Linked DNA regions of Homo sapiens: region 1 is linked to region 2. The links are chromatin loops, found by intact Hi-C in ENCODE. Cell type or tissue: heart right ventricle. All regions are shown on one strand. Each heading gives the region's core, and the rest is flanking DNA. Links, peaks and the distances in the headings are about the cores only. Region 1 overlaps SLC9A8 (solute carrier family 9 member A8). Region 2 overlaps LOC105372653 (a long non-coding RNA gene).

Region 1 (12,663 bases), core at 3,456-8,455, 74 kb before region 2:
GGAGTTCATAGGGTTATAATAAATAGCTTAATTTCCTTAATTTTATGGAAATTTGAAAGATGCTACCATGCTGCTTGAACTTGAATATTTTATCTTAAACGCTGTGAAGTATAGATAGAAACATTTTATCTGACATAGTTAATGATGATACTAATAGAGTGAAGTAAAATTGTTTAAAAGACCTGGCCAGGAAAAAGGAATATCTGATAGTGTATCTTGGTATCCTAATAGTGTGGACTTTGGATGTGAAACACAGTTAATTCCTTCAGTGCCTGTCTGTTGGGCATCTTCCATCTGACGGGCATTATGTCAGGGACCGTGTTGTGCGAAAGCAGGTGGGGTCATTGCCCAGAATGAGCCTGCAGCCTCATGGGAAAGTAAGACATCAGTACATAAATAAGTGCAAAATTGCAGTCTTGTCAACCGCTACAAGAGAGGGTGACTGTGCACTGAGAGCACAGACTAGGATCTGGGAAGAGTTGAAATGTCCTGAGATCTTGGGATGATGAAAGCTTAACAAGCAAAGAGGGAGCACAACCTGCTCGAAGCCACCAGTGGGACTGGAACCCAGAGAACAAAGGCGAGCATGGTGCCAGATGAGCCCAGAGGCCTCCCCAGGAGTCGAATCATTCAGGGTGGGGGCTAGCTGCATTTTAAGTGGAAATAGGGGTCCAGGTGAAGGCAGCACAATCAGATTTGTCTTTTGGGAAGATCATTCTGGAAAGACGGGAGAGTGGAGGGAAAGGGGCCCTGGGGGGTTGAGGAGACTTGTGCGAAGCTATGCAGTGTTTCAGATGAAAGATGGTGTGAGTGACGGGACACTGCAGTAAGTGCGGGGGTGCAGGAAGACTCCCGGGCTCCCAGCTTGCCACACAGGTTGGGCAGTGGTGCCTTTTACAGAGAATCAAGTCTGCACGGAGGGCCAGGTGTGCAGGCCGTGCCTTCACTGACAGGAATGGCTTTTCTAATCATTTCCCTGATTTCTGCTCTTTCAAACAGGGTAACTTCTTTCAAAATATTGGTTCCATCACCCTGTTTGCTGTTTTTGGGACGGCAATCTCCGCTTTTGTAGTAGGTGGAGGAATTTATTTTCTGGGTCAGGTAAGAAAATCATCTTTGAAACACTTTGAAAGTCTTACATTCTTAGAGCTAGTGCAGGGAGGTGGGAAGGTGAAATGGGGCCACTTTGTGGGGCCTGGGTTTCACCCTTAAGGTAAATTCCTTCTGGAAGGAAATCCTAGCTTCATATGAGGCACAGTAGAGGCGTGCTAAATTGTTTCAAAGTGTCCTCCAAGACCTTTGGTATCTGGAATTGAGTAAAACTTTTCCATAATCCCCCCCAAAGTATTTGAGTTTATTTGCAAACCAATACTGTCTTAAATTAGAATACCTAAAAATGAAGCCAAATATATGCCATCAAGAACTTCAAACTGTGTTGTCAAGTAGACTGAATTGGGGTTGAATGCTGTTTTTTGATAAAAATTTGTATTTAAAAAATCAAAGATGTGCTTTTCTGCTGGCATTGGAGAAATAATAAAATCAAAGGTGATGCTGAATCTCTTCACTCAATTCTAAGCTGTCTACCTGTAGAATTATATACTCTGGATTTTCCACAATTGCTAAACCACTTCCCAGTGGCACCAGTTGGGTGGTCTCTACTTTAGACTTCAAATTAATTTAGACCAAACATCCCTAGGAAGGTAGTATCTGTAGTTTTGTATTATGCATGTCCATGCATGTCACATTCTTTTCCTTTATTGTCAGTTGCAGAAAGTTTGCCTGTCTCAGTTCTGAAAATTAAGTTGAGGGTCAGGTATCTGAGTGACGGGCAGATTTCTTTAACACATCAGCTGCTTTCTTCTCTCAATAGCCAAAGCCCATTCCATTGGATTTTCACCTATATTGCAGCTTTGATGGCACCAGAATAAATCTGTCTGTCATGCAGCTTTCTTCATTGCTCAGCTTCTAGTATTAAGTAAGAATAAACTTAAGGAAACTACAGTTAATTGGGCTTGAAGAATGTAGCATTCTTTTCCATACTCTCGTTGCATGCCGATGGAATGCATGTTTCAACTAAGGCTTAGGAGCTTTTATTTTTCAAGTGGTTTGGGAACTGAAGATTAATGTCCTTATTAGTTTTAATAAAGCACTAATGGACATTTAAATCTTGGCTGTTCTCCAGGGTTTTTTTTTTGTGTGTGTCTGTGTGTTTGTGTGTTTTATTTTACAGGCTGATGTAATCTCTAAACTCAACATGACAGACAGGTAAATCCTTCATACTGTAACACCCATGCGACTGCTTTTCAGACAGGGGAAATGTTTCTCCACATTGCTTCCTGGGTGTGGTACTGTTCTATTCTCTCTCTGTGTATTTATTTTTGGTAAGGATTTCTGCCATAGAATCTTACTCTGAGTTAATTTGTATCTCTGAAATGAATCAAAAGTATCCTAAAGACTTTTGAAGATCCCTAGTGGGGCATTGCTGATTGGAATGATTTAGTTTAAGCTTGGGAGGGAGTAACTCTGCTCAGCTAACTGCCCTGCCTGTGTGCACGCGTACACTGTACCATTGTCTTCTTATTTACAAGACTTTTCAGTCGCCGTAACAAAAAGTCTTCTTGACAGATTAGAGATGGAGAGGGGGAGTGACGGAGAAACTTTCCTCTGGGATTCCCACGAAGCCTGTGGTGGGGGAAGCAGGGCCAAGACCTCTATTGTGGTTATTGTAGAAAGCCCCTCCATCTGAAGCCACTCCCGTGAGCACTTCCCATGAGCCCCATCCAGGATTTCCCAGAATTGCATAGTGAGAAGCAACCTCACTAGGTTGAGGCAGTTGTCTCTCAGAAGGTACCAGATCTAGTGCTGAAAAAGTGCCCATGCTGAGCATAGTCTGGGTTCCCCCCTCTGAGAGCAGACAGCCTTGCTCAGTGTGTCTGCATTTGGTCTTGTGACATGGCTGGGGAGCTGGGCAGCAGGGTCACATGTTCGTCCCCAGATCCTTGCCATGGGGCCAGTCAGAGCTTTCAGGATTTAGCAGCAGTTTAGCAACTTGGGACTAGAATCTGGGAACCCTTTTCATGGGAACTGTGTCTCTGATAACAAATCCAATTCTATTTCTACCTCCACTCACCACCCACCCCAGCCCAGGACAATTTTGGAGCTTTTGTTGTAAGACAGTTTTGATACATAAACAAGTAGTCCTATTCCATGAGAGCTGGAAATAAAGCAGAACTGATGTCCTGTGTTTGGTAGGTATTTTGCAAATAAAAAGAAATGCCCAGTAAAGGAAGGTATCACAGTATTCAAACCTTCCACTTGTTTTGGGGGCAACTGGTTAGAGATACAGACAATGCTGGATAACTTCCTGTGAAGTTGAATTGAATCAGTGGTTGGGATGTTCAGGTGGAGGACAGGAAAGGAATTGCCCTGTAGACACACTGACTTAGAGCCGGGTAGTGTTTTCCTCTCCGTGTGCAGAAGTTTCCTTTGCTGTTAGAAAGTGACGATCCCTCAGATGGGGACTGCTCTGGGGTCGCAAACCCACACAGCCGCAGGGCCTGGCAGAGCACTTAACAGAGGGAAGCTGGCCAGCTGTGAGTCTAGACATGGGGCAGCGGCCAGTGGGAGAACACACCCTGTATGAAGGGACAGCCACTTCTCAGCGCCAACTCATGATTACCATGTGGAAATCTGGGCCCAGAATTGGTGGCTATTTTAAATACTTTTTTTTCAAAAAGATGCTGGGTTTCTAGATTTTTATAGGGAATTTTCCAGTTTTTCAATGTTGACAACTTGCTCAATTTTTCACAAATACCATGCAGACCAAACATGAGAGGGGACCACAGACTTTTTGCAACCTCTGCACTGTAGAAAACATAAAAATAACTTCGTTGCACACGTTTTGTTTTGTTCTAGTGATATCTTGTTGGAGAGAGATTTCACTCTTAGAGATCCTGAATTATTTCGCTGCCTTAGTTCATTTCTTTTTCATTTTGTTAATGTTGCTATCTTTTGGGGCTATGGGATAAAGAAAATACATTTTTAAGTTGAACTTCTGGCGTTTAAAAGGCGAGGTCTTAAAGATGTGAAGTGGAACAGCTGACAGCCAGGTGAAATAACCGTCTTTCCATACAGACCTCTCAATGATTCAGCAGTTTGTATTTCAGACTTCTCATCTTCACTGTCAGAAATACTCTGCCTCAATTTAGATTCCCAAGCAAACTGTGTAACATGATTTATACAAAGCATTTCCCCCAGCCTTTTGTTTGTTTTGTTTTTTTCAGTTAATTTAGAAAGTTTATTTTGCCAAGGTTGAGCATGCGCACCCGTGACAGCCTCAGGAGGTCCTGACGACATGTACCCAAGATGATCAGAGCACAGTTTGGTTTTATACATTTTAGGGACACATGAGACATCAGTCAACTTATGTAAGATGGACGTTGCCCCAACCTTTTATTATGAAAAATTTTAAACATACAGAAAAGGTGAAGCATTGTGAAGTGAATACCCATAAACAAATTTTTAAAATATAAAAGGTGTATCCTGCAGGGGTAGGAGAGGCACAGGACAGGGAACTTGGGAGCCTGTGGTGGGCCTGCGCTTCACTGAGGCTGGAGTATAGTGGCATGATCACAGCTCGCTGTAGCCTCAAACTCCTGAGCTCAAGCTGTCCTCCTGCCTCAGCCTCCTGAGTAGCTCGGACTACAGGTATGCGGCACCACTTCCGGCTAATTTTTGTGTGTGTAGAGATAGGGTTCTCTCTATATTGCCCAGGCTGGTCCTGAACTCCTGAGCTCAAGCCATCCTCCCACCTCAGCCTCCTAAAGTGTTGGGATTACAGGCGTGAGCCACTGTGCCCGGCCCAGGATACACTTTTTAGACATCATCCTCCTTCCTTCACGGCCTCTGGTGATGGGGCTGTGGTTGATGAGAGTGAAAATAAAAGAGCGACCAGAAGCTCTGTCTGGGTTGTGGTGCAAGGGCCTGGGGACCAGCCACCAATAAAATAGGATCTCCCAGATGGGCAGTTGTTTAGTGGAGTTACCTTCCCTTTCTTCCTTCCCTTTCTTCTTCCCACCTGCCTGCCTGCTTGCCTTCTGCAAGTGTCTCTGGGCCATGCCCAGTACAGACCCTGGGAATTCACCCATGACGAAAATTCAGCATCCACTCCCTTGGAGCTCACAGGCCTGTGATGACCTCTGTGAGGACAGGCGAAGTCTGGGAACTGAATCCTCAGCCTGGGATCCGGAGGCACTCTGGGTTAATGCGCATGAGTCACATTCACAGGCAGCTACCATGGAAACCAGAGGCCAGATGATTGACTTCTGAAGAGAACTGTACCTGGCAAGGCAGCCAGGCATTTCCTCAGTCAGCTCTCCTCTCCCTGACCCTGCAGCCAAAAGATCACCCATTGAAGGCTGCTCAGCCGAGCATCCTTTTCCCCCTAGACCCAGGCTTGGTGAGGGTGGGAAGCTCAGGGCAGTCGTCTCTGGCTGATGACTGACACAGGCTGGCCATTGGGTCTCCATGTTTTGGCTGGTGTTGTGGAAGGGGGCAGACCCACCATTCTGCTGCCCTGGAAAGAAAGTTGCAACAGGCATGGCACAGAGGCTTGTGGGAAAATCACCAAAGGGCAGGGAGAGTGAATTGTCCAGGCTCATGTGGCACATGAGGCCCCTTGAGGGAGCTGGTCCTGCCTCCCTCGCCAGCCTCTTATGGCTCCTGCCACTCACCCCACCCCCACCACCACATGCACCTTCCTTCTGTTCCTCAGGCAGCAGGCTTGCTCCCACCGCAGGAGTCGCTTGCTGTCACCTCAGCCTGCAGCTCTTGGCCTGGCCAGCTGCTTCTTAACATGTAGGTTCTTGCTTACATGTGTCATCCCTTCACAGAGGCCTCTCCAGACCGCCCCATCTAAGTGGCTCCCACACCCACACCCCCACCCCACCTTCCCACGTCACCTCAATTGATTTCCTGGGTCACATGTGGTATTGTCTGAATTTGCCTTCATCTCTGGGTATTGCTGTATCTACTGTTGGGGGTAGGAGTACCGACTCTGGGCAGATAGCCTGGCTCTGCTACTTGTTAGCTGAGTGACCTTGGACAAGTTACTTCATCATCCCGTTGTCCCTCGGTTTTCTCCTCTGTCATTGGGGCAGTAGTAGCAGTCTCATACAGTCACTGTCTGGATTGTTGAGTCACCGTATGTGAAGTGCTTAGAACAGTGCCGGCCATGGTAGCCTCCATTCCTGAAACATGTTAGACAATCAGCACATATCTGCTGGGGGTGATAAGATCTTCACGGGGACTGTCAGTGAGGTCACTGGCCCAGTTGGGAGATGGCCTCAGTGTTTCTCTCGGCTGTCTACGCCACTCACCCCCAAAGCACACTGGGGTTGCTGCTGCTTTTTGACACTTTCTTAGATCTTGCAAATCTGAGTGCAGGCTGGGGTCGGTCACGGACAGCATTCCAAGGGGCTGGTGGCGAGGGGCAGAGCAGAGGTCAGATGCAGGAGCTCATGGGCCATTTGGCTCTAGCTGCTCTGACCCGTGGAACTGGGCGGTGTATGATAAATATATCTAAGCAAAAGTCTCCCTTCCATCATTGGTCAAAGTCAAGTCTCCGTGCTGACACTAGAAAACCAGGCCATTCCTAACAACTCAGTTTAGAGTGGGCCTTTCATACTCCACCCACAAAACAGCAGATAAGTGGGGAAAAAATACGCTACCTTCTGTAATTAATTCAGCTCTAGCGTGTAGTATTGCTTTCTGTTAAATATGGCCTTTGACTTTAATGCTTTAATATGTGGACCAAGTGACACACATTACAGAATCTCCCCTTCCCTCTGTCTCTTACAGTTTTGCGTTTGGCTCCCTAATATCTGCTGTCGATCCAGTGGCCACTATTGCCATTTTCAATGCACTTCATGTGGACCCCGTGCTCAACATGCTGGTCTTTGGAGAAAGTATTCTCAACGATGCAGTCTCCATTGTTCTGACCAAGTAAGTACGGGGGCAGAGAACAGACTTTTTTCATGTGACAGAACTAAAGGTCCTTGTAACAAAGGGGCAGATATTTCCACACAGCATGTGTACAGTTGCTTGTCCTCTGGGTGATCAGTTCACCCACTCTCTTTCTCTGTATTTCTGTCCTGACAAGCCTTGATGTGCTGCAAGAATATGGTCAGGTTCCAGGGGTGGTTAAAAGAGGAGAGTCCACCTTTTTTTTTGAGACAGGGTCTCGCTCTGTCACCCAAGCTGGAGTGCAGTGGCTCCATCACAGCTCACTGCAGCTTCAACCTCCTGGGTTCAACTGATCTCCCACCTCAGCCTCCCGAGTAGCTGGGACTTACAGGCACGTGCCATCACGCCCAGCTAATTTTTTAAGAAGTTTTTGTAGAGATGGGGTTCGCCATGTTGCCCAGGCTTGTCTTGAACCCCTGGGCTCAAGCAGTTTGCCCACCTCAGCCTCCCAAAGTGCTGGGATTACAGGTGTAAGCCATTGCTCCTGGCTTTGCCCACCTTTTTCGACCTGCCTTTTAGTAGTGGTTTCTGAGCCCAGCTTGTCAACATCACTGAGGGTGCTTATTAAGTGTGACATTCCTAGGCCCCACCCTCAGAGCTTCTGATTCATTTGGTCTGGGGTGAGTCCCAAGACCATGGGTTTTTAATAAGTTCCCCAGATATGATGAAGCGGCCTGTTCAGGGGTCAGTGTTTGGGCAATATTATTGGCAACAAAAGCAATAGACAGAGGCCCCACTAGCTGATGCATGTCACCTTCCTTTTCACAGCTTTAAAATAAGGTAGGAATGCTGATAGGTGCCCTGCCTTAAGATGCTATTGTGTAAACTCTACTTTGGACACTACAATTTGTTTTCAAATATTTGTTGGTATTACTACCCTAATTGATGGGATCTGAGAAGTTAAAGATGAATAATAAAATGTCAAGAAGTCATTGGGGGCCAGGCGCAGTGGCTCAGTCCTGTAATCCCAGCACTTTGGAAGGCCAAGGCGGGTGGATCACCTGAGGTCAGGAGTTCAAGACCAGCCTGGCCAACATGGTGAAACCCTGTCTCTACTGAAAATACAAAAATTAGCTGGGCTTGGTGGCGGGTGCCTGTAATCCCAGCTACTCCGGAGGCTGAGGCAGGAGAATCACTTGAACCTGGGAGGCGGAGGTTGCAGTGAGCCGAGATCACACCACTGGATTCCAGCCTGGTGACAGAGCGAGACTCCGTCTCAAAAAAAAAAAAAAAAAATTTTAGCTGGGTGTCATATCACGTGCCTGTATTCCTAGCTACTAGGGATGCAGTGAGCTGTGATGGAGCCATTGCACTCCAACCTGGGCAACAGAGCAAGACCCTGTCTCAAAAACAAAACAAAACAAAATCACTGGGAAAAGTAAATGCATTTCAGATAATCTCAAATATATTTTTCTGATGCAGGGATATTTCCTTGAACTCTGCATTTTATGGTGGTCATTAACAGGCAGGCAACAAACCCAAAGATTTTTGCCAAAACACAGATGTTTGAGACCAGTCTGGACAACATAGCAAGACCCCATTCTCCCACCTTCCCGCAAAAAACTCCAAAGCACGTGGAGAAAAGAGCCCCGGATAATGTATCAAAAATGAGCTAAGAGAATCTTAGAGGCCAGTGTGTGTTCTGTTAGATAATAGAATTTCCATTTACCTGAATACTGACTTACTGCCTTTGCTAAAGCATAACCACTCTGTGGTAGCTGGCATTTTCTTAGAAGTTTTTTTATAGACTATATTCAGAATTCTTATGTTGGAATAAAATGCCTCAGCCTAGGACTAGATTTGAGGACTGAATAGTTAAATAAGGTACTACAGGGCTGGGCGCGGTGGCTCACGCCTGTAATCCCATCACTTTGGGAGGCTGAGGCGGATGGATCACTTGAGGCCAGGAGTTCAAGACCAGCCTGGCCAACATGGTGAAACCCCATATCTACTAAAAATACAAAGATTAGCCAGGTGTGGTGGCGCACGCCTGTAATCCCAGCTACTCGAGAGGCTGAGGCAGGAGAATCGCTTGAACCTGGGAGACAGAGGTTGAAGTGAGCCAAACTCACATCACTGCATTCCAGCCCGGGCGTCAGAGTGAGACTCTGTTTTAAAAAAAACAAACAAACAAAAGGGTACTATGAGAAAAGCATCCAGCATTGGGTAATGTGACATCCTTTCCTTTTCTTTCCCTGCCCCTAGTTGTTGTTTTCACCACATTTGCCCAGTTTTTGCCCTGTTTTTGCCCTTCCTTTGCAGGAGGAGCTTACCAAATACTGCCTGATGGCAAGAGGTGCTCAACAGGCCTTAAAAAACAACCAAACTTATAAGTATTTTTGTTATTCTAAATGTAGTACATATATTCTTACCAAATTTAGGAAATACACAAGCAAAAAAGAGAGAAGTATCACACACATTGCTACTACCTAGAGATAATTATGGTTGATAATTTGGTGTAAATATATATACATTTTATTTCAATAGGCTTATACCCCAAATATTGTACTCTATTTTCCATTGAACACAATTGATAAAACAGTCTTCTGGAAAATAATTTTACTGGTTACGGTGTATTCCTTTTTCTGGGTTTACTATGATCTACTTAACCAGTTTCCTACTATTGGCTTTTTCATGTTTCTCTTGGCAGAAATTTCTATAGCTTTATTAGGATATTATCCAACATCATGCCACAAGACCTTTAAAAAATCCAATGGCAGTATTTTTTCTTATTTAAGATCTACTCTGAAAGCTGCCTAGCATTCTGGTTTTTACTTTTATCTCGTATCCTGGCTACACATATTGAACATTTGTGACAAGGAATTTTGCCTAACTTGGAGGTGACATCATGAGTTATTTTTATGCATTGGGAGCTAAACTCAATTGCTTTGTCTCTTGATTTTTTTAAAGAAAAATAATTTTTCAGAGGTAGGATCTTTTCTGAGCTTTTCCAGTTGTCTCTATTATAAAAGCCAAAGATAGGAGACTTTTTCTATTTAAGATGGGAAATGATGGAGTCATCGTTGGTAGCCAGAGGTTCTTACTGGAAAAGTGCTTTGGAAACCCAAGATGGGGCCAGGCATGGTGGCTCATGCCTGTAATCCCAGCACTTTGGAAGGCCAAGGCAGGTGGATCACCTGAGGTCAGGAGTTTGAGACCAGCCTTGCCAACGTGGTGAAACCCTGTATCTACTAAAAATACAAAAATTAGCCCGGCATGGTGGTAGGTCCCTGTAATCCCATCTACTTGGGAGGCTGAGGCAGGAGGATTGCTTGAACCTGGGAGGCGGAGGTTGTAGTGAGCCGAGATCGCACCACTGCACTCCAGCCAGAGCGACAGAGCAAGACTGTCTCAAAAAAAAAAAAAAGAAAGAAAAGAAACCAAGATCGTCTGTGGTAACAGTTCCCACAGTTGGATCTGTGGAGCATGCATGTATAGTTTCCAGTCTCCTCGTCCACCAGCAGCAGTGCTACTGCTGAGGCCACGGTTGGATCTGTGGAGCATGCATATATAGTTTCCAGCCTCTTCCTCTACCAGCAGCACTGCCACTGCTGAGACCCAAGCTGGCTTGAGAATCAGCCTCACAAACTCTCCAGCCACGGCTGGTCATCTGCCATCAGCATTTGGTGAGGGACCTCTGTGTGCCAGACACTGCTGAGAGCCAGGTGGATTTGACAGTCGGTCCATGATGGGCAAAAGATGCCCGTAGAGAAGTGAACATGGTGCCTTAAGCATGAGGGGGCTCAATGACCAGACCATGAAGGATATGAGGAAGGCTTCTCAGAAGGAACGTCTTGTGAGCCAGGCCTGGGAGGCTTATTTTCAGACAGAAGATACAGAAAAGGGGCATGTCAGACTTACCCCCGCCTCCCCCTCCACCTTTTTTTTTTTTTTTAGTACAGAAGAAAAATATGCTCCTGGGAGCTGTTGTCACCTTTCCTTGGTTATCAGAATCATACCTGGTTTTGAAGAGGTATACTTCATAAACGATCATCTCCAAAGTGAGCTGACACATTTATCTTTGCAACTGAATATGTAAATGAGTTACCCCCTTTTTGATGTTGTTACCTTCATGAATGCCAGAAAGCAAATGTCTTCTGTTTCTTCGGTAACTTGAATTCATTTTCAGCTTTGATTTGTTGCTATGATAGTGTGTTCTTAAAGTCACTGCTGTAGAGGAAACCTTTTGTTTTCTCCAGCTACAGCTTAAGCTCATGAAATGGACCCTGAAGCAATACTCCCTTTTATTCTTTAAGGTATGAGAAACATGACCTTAAGAAACAAAATGTAGAAAATTACCAGGCCAGAAAGAGTCCAAATTCTACTTTCATTACCTGGAGTTCAGAAACCATTGCCCCAGCCCTGGATCTGCTGTTAACCCTTTGTGTGACCTTACCCAGTGACTCACTCTCTTTGGGCCTCAGGCTACTCTGTATAAAAAGCAGTGAAACCAGCCTGGGTACCTGCTGTGGTAGTGATGTGGGCTGAGGCTGGGCACTGTATGTGTGTGACCTGCAGATCCATTTTTGGGAACTATGGGTGATCATGGCCTTCAAAAGCACTTTTCCAATATGAGCCCTTGTTGGCTGCCACATTCCTCAAGGTGGGATGTTAACCTGTGATCTGCTAGAAAGAAGGGGGATTGGGGAGATTGTTTGTTCAGATGAGTCTGCAAAGCTTTCACGTGAAGAAAGTTAGATTTCTTTTTTGCAAGACTTCTCAGACCTTTATTATGTTATTTTGGGCTGTGAATTTCCTCGAAAGGCTTTCTGAGTTTATTTGACCAAGCTACCTTTTCATCTTATTCTGCTTTAAAATGATACCAATCCTGGGGCCTGGCATGGTGGTTCATGTCTGTAATCCCAGCACTTTGGGAGGCCAAGGCAGGTGGATCACTTGAGGGTAAGAGTTCCATACCAGCCTGGCTAACATGGTGAAACCCCGTCTCTACTAAAAATACAAAAAAAAATTAGCTGGGCACGGTGGTGCGCATCTGTAGTCCCAGCTACTTGGGAGGCTGACGCAGGAGAATTGCTTGAACCCTGGAGACAGAGGTTGCAGTGAGCTGAGATCGCACCACTGCACTCCAGCCTGAGCAACAGAGCGAGACTCCATCTCAAAAATAATAATAATAATAAAATGATATCGATTCATGACATGGTGATTGATGAAGCTGAATATTACTGTTGACTATTCTTTGTTTCATTTACTGAGTCAACAAAAAGGTATTGACTGTCTTTTGTGTGGGAGGCTCTGCTTTAAGCCCCGGACATAAGGCAGCGAACAAGATGGACACAGGCTTCATCCTCATGGAATGAGGCACGACAGTTTCCCATGCTGTGAAGGAGAAGTCAAGCACCATGACAACCTTTAAATGGGCAGGCCTGCGTGAAGGGATCAGGGCAGGTGTGCCTGAGGGAGTGGCACTGACCCTGGGTTCTGAGGGATGAATAAGGGAGTTAGCTGGGGCAAGGAAAAGTGAATGGTGACCACCTGGGAGGTGCCAGTGACAGTGTGGCCCAGATGTTTAGATTTGGGGAGAGGAGGTAAGGTCAGAGAGGTATGGCAGGCAGGAGCCAAGTCAAACTAAGACTGGGCTTCCTGATAACGTCGGGAAACTGTGAGTTCTGAACAGGCTGG
Region 2 (12,663 bases), core at 4,390-9,389:
GCCCGCCGAGTGCCTGCGATTGCAGGCGCGCGCCGCCACGCCTGACTGGTTTTCGTATTTTTTTGGTGGAGACGGGGTTTCGCTGTGTTGGCCGGGCTGGTCTCCAGCTCCTAACCGCGAGTGATCCGCCAGCCTCGGCCTCCCGAGGTGCAGGGATTGCAGACGGAGTCTCGTTCACTCAGTGCTCAATGGTGCCCAGGCTGGAGTGCAGTGGCGTGATCTCGGCTCGCTACAACCTCCACCTCCCAGCAGCCTGCCTTGGCCTCCCAAAGTGCCGAGATTGCAGCCTCTGCCCGGCCGCCACCCCGTCTGGGAAGTGAGGAGCATCTCCGCCTGGCCGCCCATCGTCTGGGATGTGAGGAGCCCCTCTGCCTGGCTGCCCAGTCTGGAAAGTGAGGAGCGTCTCTGCCCGGCCGCCATCCCATCTAGGAAGTGAGGAGCGCCTCTTCCCAGCCGCCATCACATCTGGGAAGTGAGGAGCGTCTCTGCCCGGCCGCCCATCGTCTGAGATGTGGGGAGCACCTCTGCCCTGCCGCCCCGTCCGGGATGTGAGGAGCGTCTCTGCCCGGCCGCCCCGTCTGAGAAGTGAGGAGACCCTCTGCCTGGCAACCGCCCCGTCTGAGAAGTGAAGAGCCCCTCCGCCCGGCAGCCGCCCCGTCTGAGAAGTGAGGAGCCCCTCCGCCCAGCAGCCACCCCGTCTGGGAAGTGAGGAGCATCTCCGCCCGGCAGCCACCTCGTCCGGGAGGGAGGTGGGGGGGTCAGCCCCCCGCCCGGCCAGCCGCCCGGTCCGGGAGGTGAGGGGCGCCTCTGCCCGGCCGCCCCTACTGGGAAGTGAGGAGCCCCTCTGCCCGGCCAGCCGCCCCGTCCGGGAGGGATGTGGGGGGGTCAGCCCCCCGCCCGGCCAGCCGCCCTGTCCGGGAGGGAGGTGGGGGGGGTCAGCCCCCCGCCTGGCCAGCTGCCCCGTCCGGGAGGTGAGGGGCGCCTCTGCCCGGCCGCCCCTACTGGGAAGTGAGGAGCCCCTCTGCCCGGCCACCACCCCGTCTGGGAGGTGTACCCAACAGCTCATTGAGAACGGGCCATGATGACAATGGCGGTTTTGTGGAATAGAAAGGGGGGAAAGGTGGGGAAAAGATTGAGAAATTGGATGGTTGCTGTGTCTGTGTAGAAAGAGGTAGACATGGGAGACTTTTCATTTTGTTCTGTACTAAGAAAAATTCTTCTGCCTTGGGATCCTGTTGATCTGTGACCTTACCCCCAACCCTGTGCTCTCTGAAACATGTGCTGTATCCACTCAGGGTTGAATGGATTAAGAGCGGTGCAAGATGTGCTTTGTTAAACAGATGCTTGAAGGCAGCATGCTCCTTAAGAGTCATCACCACTCCCTAATCTCAAGTACCCAGGGACACAAACACTGCGCAAGGCCGCAGGGTCCTCTGCCTAGGAAAACCAGAGACCTTTGTTCACTTGTTTATCTGCTGACCTTCCCTCCACTATTGTCCTGTGACCCTGCCAAATCCCCCTCTGCGAGAAACACCCAAGAATGATCAATAAAAACAAACAAACAAACAAACAAACAAACAAACTCCTGAGTTCAAGCAATCCACCCGCCTTGGCCTCCCAAAGTGCTGGGATTACAGGCGTGAGCCACTGCGCCCAGCCTCATCATCTTTCTAAGCCTCAGTTTCCCCACCTGTAAAATGGAGCTGATCATAGTATCTTCTTCATAAGGTTATTTTGCATATTGAATGGGATAACATGTGCAAAGAAGTTCCCCCAGTGCCTGGAAGGCAGTGATCCTGCAGCAAATGTTATCCACGATTAGGATTCTTGTTGTCCCACATGAATTTGCTGGGTGCTACAGATTCTGTCTGGCTCCCAAAGCTCAGAATTCATTCTGGCCTCCCACGGGTGGAGGCAGGGTTTGGGGGAGGTTTGTAACTCTAAAGATGGCACGTCTTGAACTGAAAGCTGGCGCTGTCAAGCTTCTTCACAATCAGTAAGAACGGCTTTCTTCCCCCTTTTCCCTAAATATAAACCCAACTGCCAATCGCTTTAAAGTCTTCATGTCTGCAGCAGGAGCAACCCACGAGTCCAAAGGTGAGGCAGCTGGCAGAGGGCTGTTGTTAGTGGGATCCACCCAGCCCAGCCCAGCTCCAAGGAGACACACTTCATGGGACTGGATGTGGGCAACTCAGCATTTCTTCCTTATGATTCTTAATTGCTCCTGAAAACAGTAACCCCAAAGTTACGAGCCCCAGTGTGTACTATAACAGTCTCTTAAAGTACTGGGTTTCAGGGCTGGGCACAGTGGCTCACTTGTGTAATCCCAGCACTTTGGGAGGCCAAGGCAGGAGGATCACTTGAGGTCAGGAGTTCCAGACCAGCCTGGCCAACATAGTGAAACACCATCTCTAGTAAAAATACTAAAATTAGCCGGGCATGGTGGCGCATGCCTGTAATCCCAGCTACTTGGGAGGCTGAGGCAGGAGAATTGCTTGAACCAGGAGGCGGAGGTTGTAGTGAGCCGAGATTGCACCACTGCACTCCAGCCTGGGCAACAGAGCGAGACTCCATCGCAAAAAAAAAAAAAAAAAAAAAAAAGTATTGGGTTTTAGAAGACGGCTTGCTGGAAGCAAACATCTTTGTCCTTCCCTCTCCCTTGAAGCAAGCAAAGGAAAGCCACACACAGGTTGTCCTTATTACATAGCAACATTATCCCTAGGCCAGAAGTCGAAGTAGGCTCTGGAGCCGAAAGGCTTAAGTTCAGATCCTAGCCCTGCCGCTTTCCATCTGTGTGACCTTGGACAAGCTATCTAACCTCTCTGGGACTGCCTCTATTTCCTTATCAGTAAAATGGGATTAATAGTACCCCTGAGGATTATTGAGAGATTAAATGAGCTAATAATATACGATGCCAAGTGCAGAGTGAGCATTCAACACAAGCTAGATATGACTGACTCAGTCACAGGGCTTGCCAGGCTGGGGTGTAGAGTCAGCCTCAGACCAATGGGGAACATAATGGGACTTATGCCATTATGGTCAGGCCTTGACACCTTGCATTTATGCTGCTCAAAAGAGGAGGATTTTGGCTAGGGGCCATGGCTCACGCATGTAATCCCAATGCTTTGAGAGGGCGAAACTGGAGGATTGCTTGAGGCCAGAAGTTGGAGACCAGTCTAGGCTACATAGTAAAGCCCCATCTCTCCAAAAAATTTTAAAAATTAGGTAGACACGTAGCATGAGCCCATAGTCCTAGCTACTGGGGAGGCTGAGGTGGGAGAATCTCTTGAGCCCAAGAGTTTGAGGTTACAGTGAACTGTGATGGCACCACTGCACTCCAGCCTCAGCAACAGAGTGAGACCCTGTCTCTAAAAAAAAAAATAAGTTAAAAAAAGTGTAGAATTGTATAATATCCAGAATATATGAAGAATTTCTATAACGCAACAACAAATAGACAACCCAATTTAAAAATGGGCAAAGGTGGCTGGGCATGGTGGCTCACACCTGTAATCCCAGCACTTTCGGAAGCCAAGGGGGGTAGATCATTTGAGCTCAAGAGTTCAAGACCAGCCTGGCCATCATGGCAAAATCCCATCTCTACTAAAAATGCAAAAGTTGGCCGGGCACAGTGGCTCACACCTGTAATCCCAGCACTTTGGGAGGCCGAGGCGGGAGGATCACCTGAGGTCGGGAGTTCAAGACCAGCCTGGCCAACATGGTGAAACTCCATCTCTACTAAAAATACACCAGGAGCAGTGGATCATGCCTGTAATCCCAGCACTTTGGGAAGCCAAGGTGTGTGGATCACCTGAGTTTGGGAGTTCGAGACCAGTCTGGCCAACATAGTGAAACCCCATCTCTACTAAAAATACAAAAATTAGCCAGGCATGGTGGCATGTGCCTGTAATCCCAGCTACTTGGGAGGCTGAGGCAGGAGAATCGCTTGAACCCAGGAGGCGGAGGCTGCAGTGAGTCGAGATTTTGCCATTGCACTCCAGCCTGGGTGACAACAGTGAAACTCTGTCTCAAAAAAAAATAATAAAAAAATTTTTTTAAAAATACAAAAATTAGCTGGGTGTAGTGGCAGGCCCCTGTAATCCCAGCTACTTGGGAGGCTGAGGTGAGAGAATCATGTGAACCTAGGAGGTGGAGGTTGCAGTGAGCCAAGATCTCACCATTGCACTCCAGTCTGGGCAACAGAGTGAGATTCTATCTCAAAATAAATAAATAAATAAAATTAAAAATGGGCAAAGGACTTGAATAGACATTTCTCCAAAGAAGATACACAGATGGCCAATAAGCATGTGAAAAGATGTGTGTCATCACTAATCTTTAGGGAAATGTAAATCAAAACCACAGTGAGATTCCACTTCAAACCCTCTAGGGTGGCTATAATAAAATGTTTTTGAAAAGGAAAATAACAAATGTTGGCAATGATGTAAAGAATGGAATACTCGTACTTGCTGGTGGGAATGTAAAATGGTGCAGCCACTGTAAAGAACAGTCTGGCAGTTCCTCAAAAAGTTAAATACAGAATGACCATATGACTCAGCAATTCTGCTCCTAGGCATATGCCTGAAAGAATTGAAAATAAGGACTCAAAACAGACACTTGTACATCAATGTTCATTGCAGTATTATTCACATTAGCCAAAAGGTAGAAACGACCCAAGTGTTTGCTGACAGATGAATGAATAAACAAAATGTGGTACATCCATGCAATGGAATATTATTCAGCCTTAAAAAGTGAGGAAATTCCAATGCTACATCATGGATAAACCTTAAAAATATTATGTTAAGTGAAAGAAGCCAGTCACAAAAGGACAAATATTGTGTGATTCCACTAGATGAGATGTCTGTAATAGGCAAATTCATAGAGACAGAAAAAGGATTAGAGGTTACCAGTGGCTGGAGAGGGAGGAATGGGGAGCTATTTCTTATAGATGGAGTTTCTGTTTAGGTTGCTGAAAAAATTTTGGAAACAGAGGCGATGTTTGCACAACATTGTGAATGTAATTACTGCCACTAAAGTATATGCTTTATGGTGGTTAAAATGGCAATTTTTATGTTATGTATGTTATCACAATAAAAAAATTTTGGGGGGGGCCAGGCCAGTGGCTCACACCTGTAATCCCAGCACTTTGGGAGGCTGAGGTGGGTGGATCACTTGAGGTCAGGAGTTCGAGACCAGCCTGGCCAACATGGTGAAACCCTGTCTCTACTAAAAATACAAAAAAAAAAATAGCTGGATCTCATGACACCCACCTGAAATCTCAGGTACTCGGGAGGCTGAGGCAGGAGAATTGCTTGAACCCAGGAGGTGGAGGTTGCAGTGAGCCACGATCACACCATTGGAATCCGTGCACTCCAGACTGGGCAACAGAGCAAGACCCTGTCTCAAAAAAAAAAAATGGTGTGGCTGGGCACAGTGGCTCATGCCTGTAATTCCAGCACTTTGGGAAGCCAATCTGGGTGGATCATTTGATGTAAGGAGTTCGAGACCAGCCTGGCCAACATGGTGAAACCCTGTCTCTACTAAAAATACAAAAAAATTAGCTGGACGTGGTGGCACACACTTGAAATCCCAGCTACTAGGGAGGCTGAGGGAGAAGAATTACTTGAACCGGGAGGCAAAGGTTGCAGTGAGCCGAGATGGTACCACTGCACTCCAGCCTGGGAACAAAGTGAGACTCCATCTCAAAAAAAAAAATAAATAAATAAATAACAGAAGATCTGGACAGACACTTCACAGAGGTAAAACATACAAAATGGCCAATAAACAAATGAAAAGGTACTCAACGTCATTAATCATTATGAAATCTAAAATTGCACAGTACCACTACACACTCACTAGAATGGCTAAAAGTGTCTGACAACCAAATGTTGGTGAGGACGTGAAGCAACTCATACCTTGTTAGTGGTCATGGGAAATAGTTGGAAAATGGCTTGGTTTGGCAGTTTCTAATAAAATTAAACACACATTGGCCGGGCACGGTGGCTCACGCCTGTAATCCCAGCACTTTGGAAGGCCAAGGCGGGCAGATCACCTGAGATCAGGAGTTCAAGACCAGCCTGGCCAACATGGTGAAACCCCATCTCTACAAAAATACAAAAATTAGCCGGGCATGATGGCAGGTGTTTGTAATCCCAGCTACTCAGGAGGCTGGGGTGGAAGAATCGCTTGAACCCAGGAGGCGGAAGTTGCAGTGAGCCGAGATCGTGCCATTGCATTCCAGCCTGGGCAACAGCAAGACTCCATCTCAAAAACAAACAAACAAAACAGACAAACAAACAAACAAAACAAAAAAAATTAAACACACATTTACGAAATGACCCGGAAATTCTACTTCTATGTGAATGCTTAGTTTTGAAATGTCTTGTTAATTGTGATGACTTTCTTCTATCCTTAGCCAATGTCTCAAGTCACAATATACACATGAGGTGCAGTTTATTGTAGATGAAGGTGGATTCAAATCCCCTATTTCAATGTCTTCTTGTTAGTACTCATTATTTGGTTGTAGTTCTTGTCAGATATTATGAGATCGTTATGTTTTTACCTCATTATGTGGCTGACCCTTGATATAATAGAAACTGTAAAATGCTATGAGCTGGTGGGATAACTGATGAAATGCAATTTTCTGGAGGCAGTTTTTTTTTAATTTTTTTTTTTGAGACAGGCTCTCACTCTGTCGCCCAGGCTGGAGTGCAGTGGCGCAGTCTTGGCTCACTGCAACCTCTGCCTCCTGGGTTCAAGCGATTCTCCTGCCTTAGCCTCCTTAGTAGCTGGGATTAACAGGCATGCGCCACCACACCCGGCTAATTTTTGTATTTTTTTGGTAGAGACTGGGGTTTTACCATGTTGGCCAGGCTGGTCTCAAACTCCTGACCTCAAGTGATACACCGGCCTCTGCCTCCCAAAGTGTTGGGATTACAGGCGTGAGCCGCTGCACCCTGCCAGGGGCCGCATTTTTATGTGATCATCCCCGCGTGGCTTTCCTGTTTGAGACTGAATAATTCACTGTTACATTTCCAACACTTACCAGGATACTTAGCACATAGAGTTATTGGTTGAATGAATATTTACATGCCAGTGTCTCCTCTGTTAAGACTCCTTTTAGGCTGAGACTCTTTTTTTTTTTTTTTAATTTTTGTTTTCAGGCAATGTACAGTAAGCCATGATGGGCAGAGGCAGGAAATACTTAGAGAACTGGAAAGAATAAAGGAGCCGGTGTTCTCTTCGCAGGGCCCGGTGAGTCTGTGAGATGCTCACACGCCCCCTGGTGGTGTCAGTAGGAATTCTTCCTGGCGCTCAGCAATTTGGCAATCTTGAAGAACCGGCTGAAATCAAGATGAAATTATCTGCCCACAGGTTTAAAAATGTAGCAATACATGATGGGGTAAATTATGCCTAACTTAGACAAGTATAGCGATAAATTTTACATGTGGCCTGAGGCTGATAGAACTGTGACGCCTGAGAGTTACAGGATTTGAGGGCTGGAGTTACTTCCGATTCATCTTAACTGTTCTTAATGCATCATTGTTTATTTTTTCTTTTTTTAAGAGAAAAAAAAGTCACCCAGGCTGGAGTGCAATAGCACGATCATGGTTCATTGCAGCCTCAACGTCCTGGGGTCAAGCAGTCCTCCTCAGCCTCCCCAAGTGCTGAGCCCACATGTGCATGCCCCTATGCCCAGATATTTTTTGTATTTTTTGTAGGGATGGGATCTTGCTATGTTGCCCAGGGTGGTCTCGAACTCCTGGGCTCCAGGCAATTGCCTTAGCCTCTCAAAGTGCTGGGATTACAGATGTGAGCCACCTCACCTGGTCCCGAATTTTTAATTAAAAAGTGGTGCATGAACTTGATATAAATATTTAGACAACACAAGAGGAAACAGAAGGAGAAGTCTTTCTCCAGGCCCAGAACCTAAGACCCAGTCCCTTAGCTCCCCTTTTGTTTTTTGGTTTTTTGTTTGTTTGTTTCTTTTCATATAAAATAGAGACAGGGTCTTGCCATGTTTCCCAGGCTGGTCTCAAACCGCCAGGCTCAAGTGATCCACCTGCCTTAGCCTCCCAAAGTGCTGGGATTACAGGCATGACCCACCACACCCGGGCCATTTTCCCTTTCTAATAGGAACCATTGGTACCAGATTCTCAGAAATCTTCCCAGGAGGCCGGGCGCGGTGGCTCACGCCTGTAATCCCAGAACTTTGGGAGGCCGAGGCGGGTGGATCACCTGAGGTCAGGAGTTCGAGACCAGCCTGGCCAACATGGCGAAATCCCGTCTCTACTAAAAATATAAAAAAATTAGCCGGGCGTGGTAGTGGACACCTGTAATCCCAGCTACTCAGGAAGCTGAGGCAGGAGAATTGCTTGAACCCAGGAGATGGAGGTTGCAGTGAGCCAACATGGTCCCACTGCACTCCAGCCTGGGTGAGAGTGAGACTCCGTCTCAGAAAAAAAAAAAAAAAAATCTTTCCAGTAGGGCAATTGACTCATCCTGTTTTGCCCGGGACTTTCCCAGTTTTGGCACTGAAAGTCTCACATCCTGGGAAACCCCTCACTCCCAGGCAAACCTGGACACTTGGTCACCCTACTTTCCAAAGGCATCTATTTATCATATACAAACATATACATATATTAGTTGCATTACTTGGCATCTTGATGTTGTTTTAATTAAAAATATTTTTTGGGCCAGGTGCAGTGGCTCACACCTGTAATCCCAGCACTTTGGGAGGCCAAGGTGGGCAGCTCACTTGAGGTCAGGAGTTCAAGACCAGCCTGGCCAACATGGTGAAACCCCGTCTCTACTAAAAATACAAAAGTTAGCCAGGTGCAGTGGCGCATGCCTGTAATTCCAGCTACTCGAGAGGCTGAGGTAGGAGAATCTCTTGAACCCAGGAGGCAGAGGTTGCAGCGAGCTGAGATCGTGCCACTGCACTCCAGTCTGGGTGACAGAGCGAGACTCCATTTTAAAAAAAAGTTTTATATATATATATATATATGAGATGATTCAATATCAGCTTCATATTTATTTAACAAATATTTATGTAATTACCTAGCATGCACCAGGCATTATTTTGGAAGCTGAAGATAACAGCAGTAAACAAAATTGACAAAACCTCCTGACCTCATGGAATTGATATACTAGTAATTATATCTATTGCATTTGTTTAATCACCCCCAATCATCATTTTGGTTGCTTCCAGTATCTTCCTAGTGTGACAACGCTGTCCTGGATATCCGTGTGCATGTAGCTGTCTCACATGCATGAGGGTATCTATAGCAGCGCTGTCCAATAGATCTTCCTGCAACGATGGAAATGTTCTGTGTCTGATCTTTTCAATATGTAGCCACGAGTCACTTGTGGCTATTGAGCACTAGACATATGGCTAGTAAGACTGGGGAATAGAATTTTATATTTTATTTAGTTGTTTTGTTTTGTTTTGAGACAAAGTCTTGCTCTGTCGCGCAGGCTGGAGTGCAGTGGTGCAGTCTCAGCTCACTGCAAGCTCCGCCTCCTGGCTTCACGCCATTCTCCTGCCTCAGCCTCCCGAGTAGCTGGGTCTACAGGCACCCGCCACCAGGCCCGGCTAATTTTTTTGTATTTTTTAGTAGAGACAGGGTTTCACTGTGTTAGCCAGGATAGTCTCGATCTCCTGCCCTCATGATCCATCCACCTCGGCCTTCCAAAGTGCTGGGGTTACAGGTGTGAGCCACTGCGCCTGGCCTTTTTTTTTTTTTTTTTTTTTTTTGAGAAAGGGTCTCTGTCAGTCAGGCTGGAATGCAGTGGCACAATCATGTTTCACTGCAGCCTCGATCTCTAGAGCTTAAGCAATCCTCCCACTTCAGCCTCCTGAGTAGCTGGGACCACAAGTGTGCACCACCACACGTAGCTAGTTTTTTTTATGTAGAGATGGCGGGGTCTTGCTATGTTGATTAAGCTGGTTTCAAACTCCTGGCCTCAAGCGATCCTCCCATGTTGACCTCCCAAAGTGCTGGGATTACAGGTGTGAGCCACTGCACCTGGCATTAATTTTGTTTTTTTTTTTTTTTTTGAGACAGGGTCTTGCTCTTGCCCAGACTGGAGTGCAGTGGCAAGATTACAGCTCAATGATGCTTTGAACTCCTGGGCTCAAGCAACCCTCCTCTGAGTAGCTAAGACTACAGGCACATGCCACTGCACTCAGCTAATTTTATGTTTGTTTGTTTGTAGACAGCAGGGTCTTGGTACGTTGCCCAGGTTGATCTTGAACTCCTGGCCTCAAGTGATCCTCCCACTTATTTTTGTATTTTTTGTAGAGATGGGGGAGGGAGTTGGGGGTGGTGGGGTGTCTCACTGTGTTACCCAGGATGGTCTTAAACCCCTGGACAAAAGTGATCCACCCCCCTCAGCAACCCAAAGTGCTGGGATTACAGGCGTGAGCCACCATGCCCAGCCCTTTCTTAAATTTAAGCAAACAAATTTTAATAATGATGGCTGACTCCTGTAATCCCAGCACTTTGGGAGACCAAGACAGGAGGACCATTTGAGCTCAAGAGTTCGAGACCAGCCTTGGCAACATGGTGAAACCCTGTCTCTACAAAAAATTTAAAAATTAGCTGGGTGTGGTGTGCACGCCTATAGTCCCAGCTACTTGGGAGGCTGGGGTGGGAGGACGGCTTTTGCCCATGAGGTGGAGGTTGCAGTGAGCCAAGATTTTGCCATTGTCCTCCAGCTTGGGCAACAGAGCCAGACCCTGTCTCAAAAAAGAAAAAAAAAAGCCTAGGCAACATAGTGAGACCCCATCACTACAAAAAATAGAAAAAATAGCTAGGTGTGATGGCACATGCCTGTAGTCTCACCTACTCAGGAGGCTGAGGCAGGAGGATCACTTGAGCCTGGGAAGTCAAGGCTGCAGTGAGCTGTGATCACATCACTGCACTCCATCCTGGGTGACAGAGTGAGACTCTGTCTCAAAAAAAAAAAAAAAAAAAAAAAGGAAAGAAAGAAAGGGAGGGAAGGAGGGAAGGAACAAAGGAAGGAACGAAGGAAGGAAGGAAGGGAAGGAGGGAGGAAGGAAGGAAGGAAGGAAAAAAGGAAGGAAAAATTTAGGCTGGGCACAATGGCTCACGCCTGTAATCCCTAGCACTTTGGAGGCCGAGGTGGGCCGATCGTGAGGTCAGGAGATCGAGACCATCCTGGCTAACATGGTGAAACCCCGTCTCTACTAAAAATACAAAAAAAATTAGCCGGGCGTGGTGGTGGGCGCCTGTAGTCCCAGCTACTCAGGAGGTTGAGGCAGGAGAATGGCGTGAACCCAGGAGGCGGAGCTTGCAGTGAGCCGAGATTGTGCTACTGCACTCCAGCCTGGGCAACAGAGCGAGACTCTGTCTCAAAAAAAAAAAAAATTAATTTAAAAGAAATTTTTTTTGAGACTGAGTTTCACTCTTGTTGCCCAGGCTGGAGTCCAGTGGCTCGTTCTCCACTCACTGCAACCTCTGCCTCCTAGGTTCAAGCGATTCTCCTGCCTCAGCCTCCCAAGTAGCTGGGACTACAGGCATGCACCACCAGGCCCGGTTAATTTTTGTATTTTTAGTAGAAACAGGGTTTCACCATGTTGGTCAGGCTGGTCTTGAACTCCTAACCTCAGGTGATCCACCCGCCTCAGCCTCCTCCTGCTGAGATTACAGGCATGAGCCGCCATACCCAGCTTTTTTTTTTTTTTTTTTTAAAGAACATGATTCAACTGTATTGCTCTCTATAAGAAACTCACTTTATAGACTGGTTCTGAAAGGATGGAAAAAGATATTTCATGCAAATATCTTTTTGCGTGACCAAAGAAGAGGAGGGCTGGCAATACTAATATCAGAAAAATTACTTGTCCAGGCCGGGCACGGTAGCTCACACCTGTAATCCTAGCACTTTGGGAGGCCGAGGCGGGTGCATCACCTGAGGTCAGGAGTTTGAGACCAGCCTAAAAAATATGGTGAAATCCTGTCTCTACTAAAAATACAAAAATTAGCCAGGCGTGGTCGTGCATGCCTGTAGTCTCAGCTACTCAGGAGGCTGAAACAGGAGAATCACCTGAACCCAGGAGACAGAGGTTGCCGTGAGCTGAGATCACACCACTGCACTCCAGCCTGGACGACAGAGCAAGACCCTGTCTCAAAAAAAGAAAAAAGAAAAATTACTTGTCCAAAAGGTTACAAGAGATAAAGAAGGCATTGTATGTTAATAAAAAGTTCAATACAGCAAGAAGATATAACAATTATAAACATTTATATACCTAATAACAGACCATCAGAACATATGAAGCAAAAATTGGTAGAATTGAAGGAAGAAATAGACAATTCCACAATAATAGTTAGAGACTTCAATGCCCCACTCCCAAGAATAAATAGAACAAACAGGAGACAAGTAAGGAAATAAAGGACTTGAGCGACACAGTAAGACAACCAGGTCTAACACATGTACAGACACTCCCCAGCAACAACAGCATCCACATTCTTCTCAGGCACACATGGGATATCCTCCAGGATGGACCATATGTTAGGCCACAGATTAAGCCTCAAGAGATTTTAAAAGGTAGACATCAGCCAGCTGTGGTGGCTTAGGCCTGTAATCCCAGCACTTTGGGAGGCTGAGGCAGGAGGATTGCTCGTGCCCAGGAGTTTGCAACCAGCC

What was found. A loop is a pair of places that touch in the nucleus more often than their neighbours do. Peaks named below come from ENCODE experiments on the same cell type or tissue, not always from the same donor. Only the 100,000 strongest peaks of a DNase experiment are listed, where the experiment ranks them.
Region 1: a loop joins it to region 2, with 2.1 times the contacts of the local background. A loop is called at or near these places in 5 of 110 quality-filtered maps.

The regions. Positions count from the first base shown.
Region 1 is chr20:49,848,580-49,861,242 of GRCh38, forward strand. SLC9A8 (solute carrier family 9 member A8) reads left to right here. Exons shown (of 16, transcript NM_015266.3): 6 at 1,000-1,101; 7 at 2,231-2,265; 8 at 6,859-7,002. Among named protein-coding and RNA genes, the nearest start is that of MIR12122, 8.9 kb to the right of the region's middle. In heart right ventricle, for the core only: no CTCF peak of the experiment used is centred there; no DNase peak of the experiment used is centred there; H3K27ac peaks cover 924 bases.
Region 2 is chr20:49,921,568-49,934,230 of GRCh38, forward strand. LOC105372653 (a long non-coding RNA gene) reads left to right here. Exons shown (of 3, transcript NR_134564.1): 3 at 7,158-7,254. Among named protein-coding and RNA genes, the nearest start is that of RNF114, 8.5 kb to the right of the region's middle. RefSeq lists an enhancer at 4,044-4,213 and silencers at 7,125-7,419, 12,392-12,592. In heart right ventricle, for the core only: CTCF peaks have their summits at 7,278 (motif pointing left) and 7,483; a DNase peak (open chromatin) is centred at 7,274; H3K27ac peaks cover 724 bases.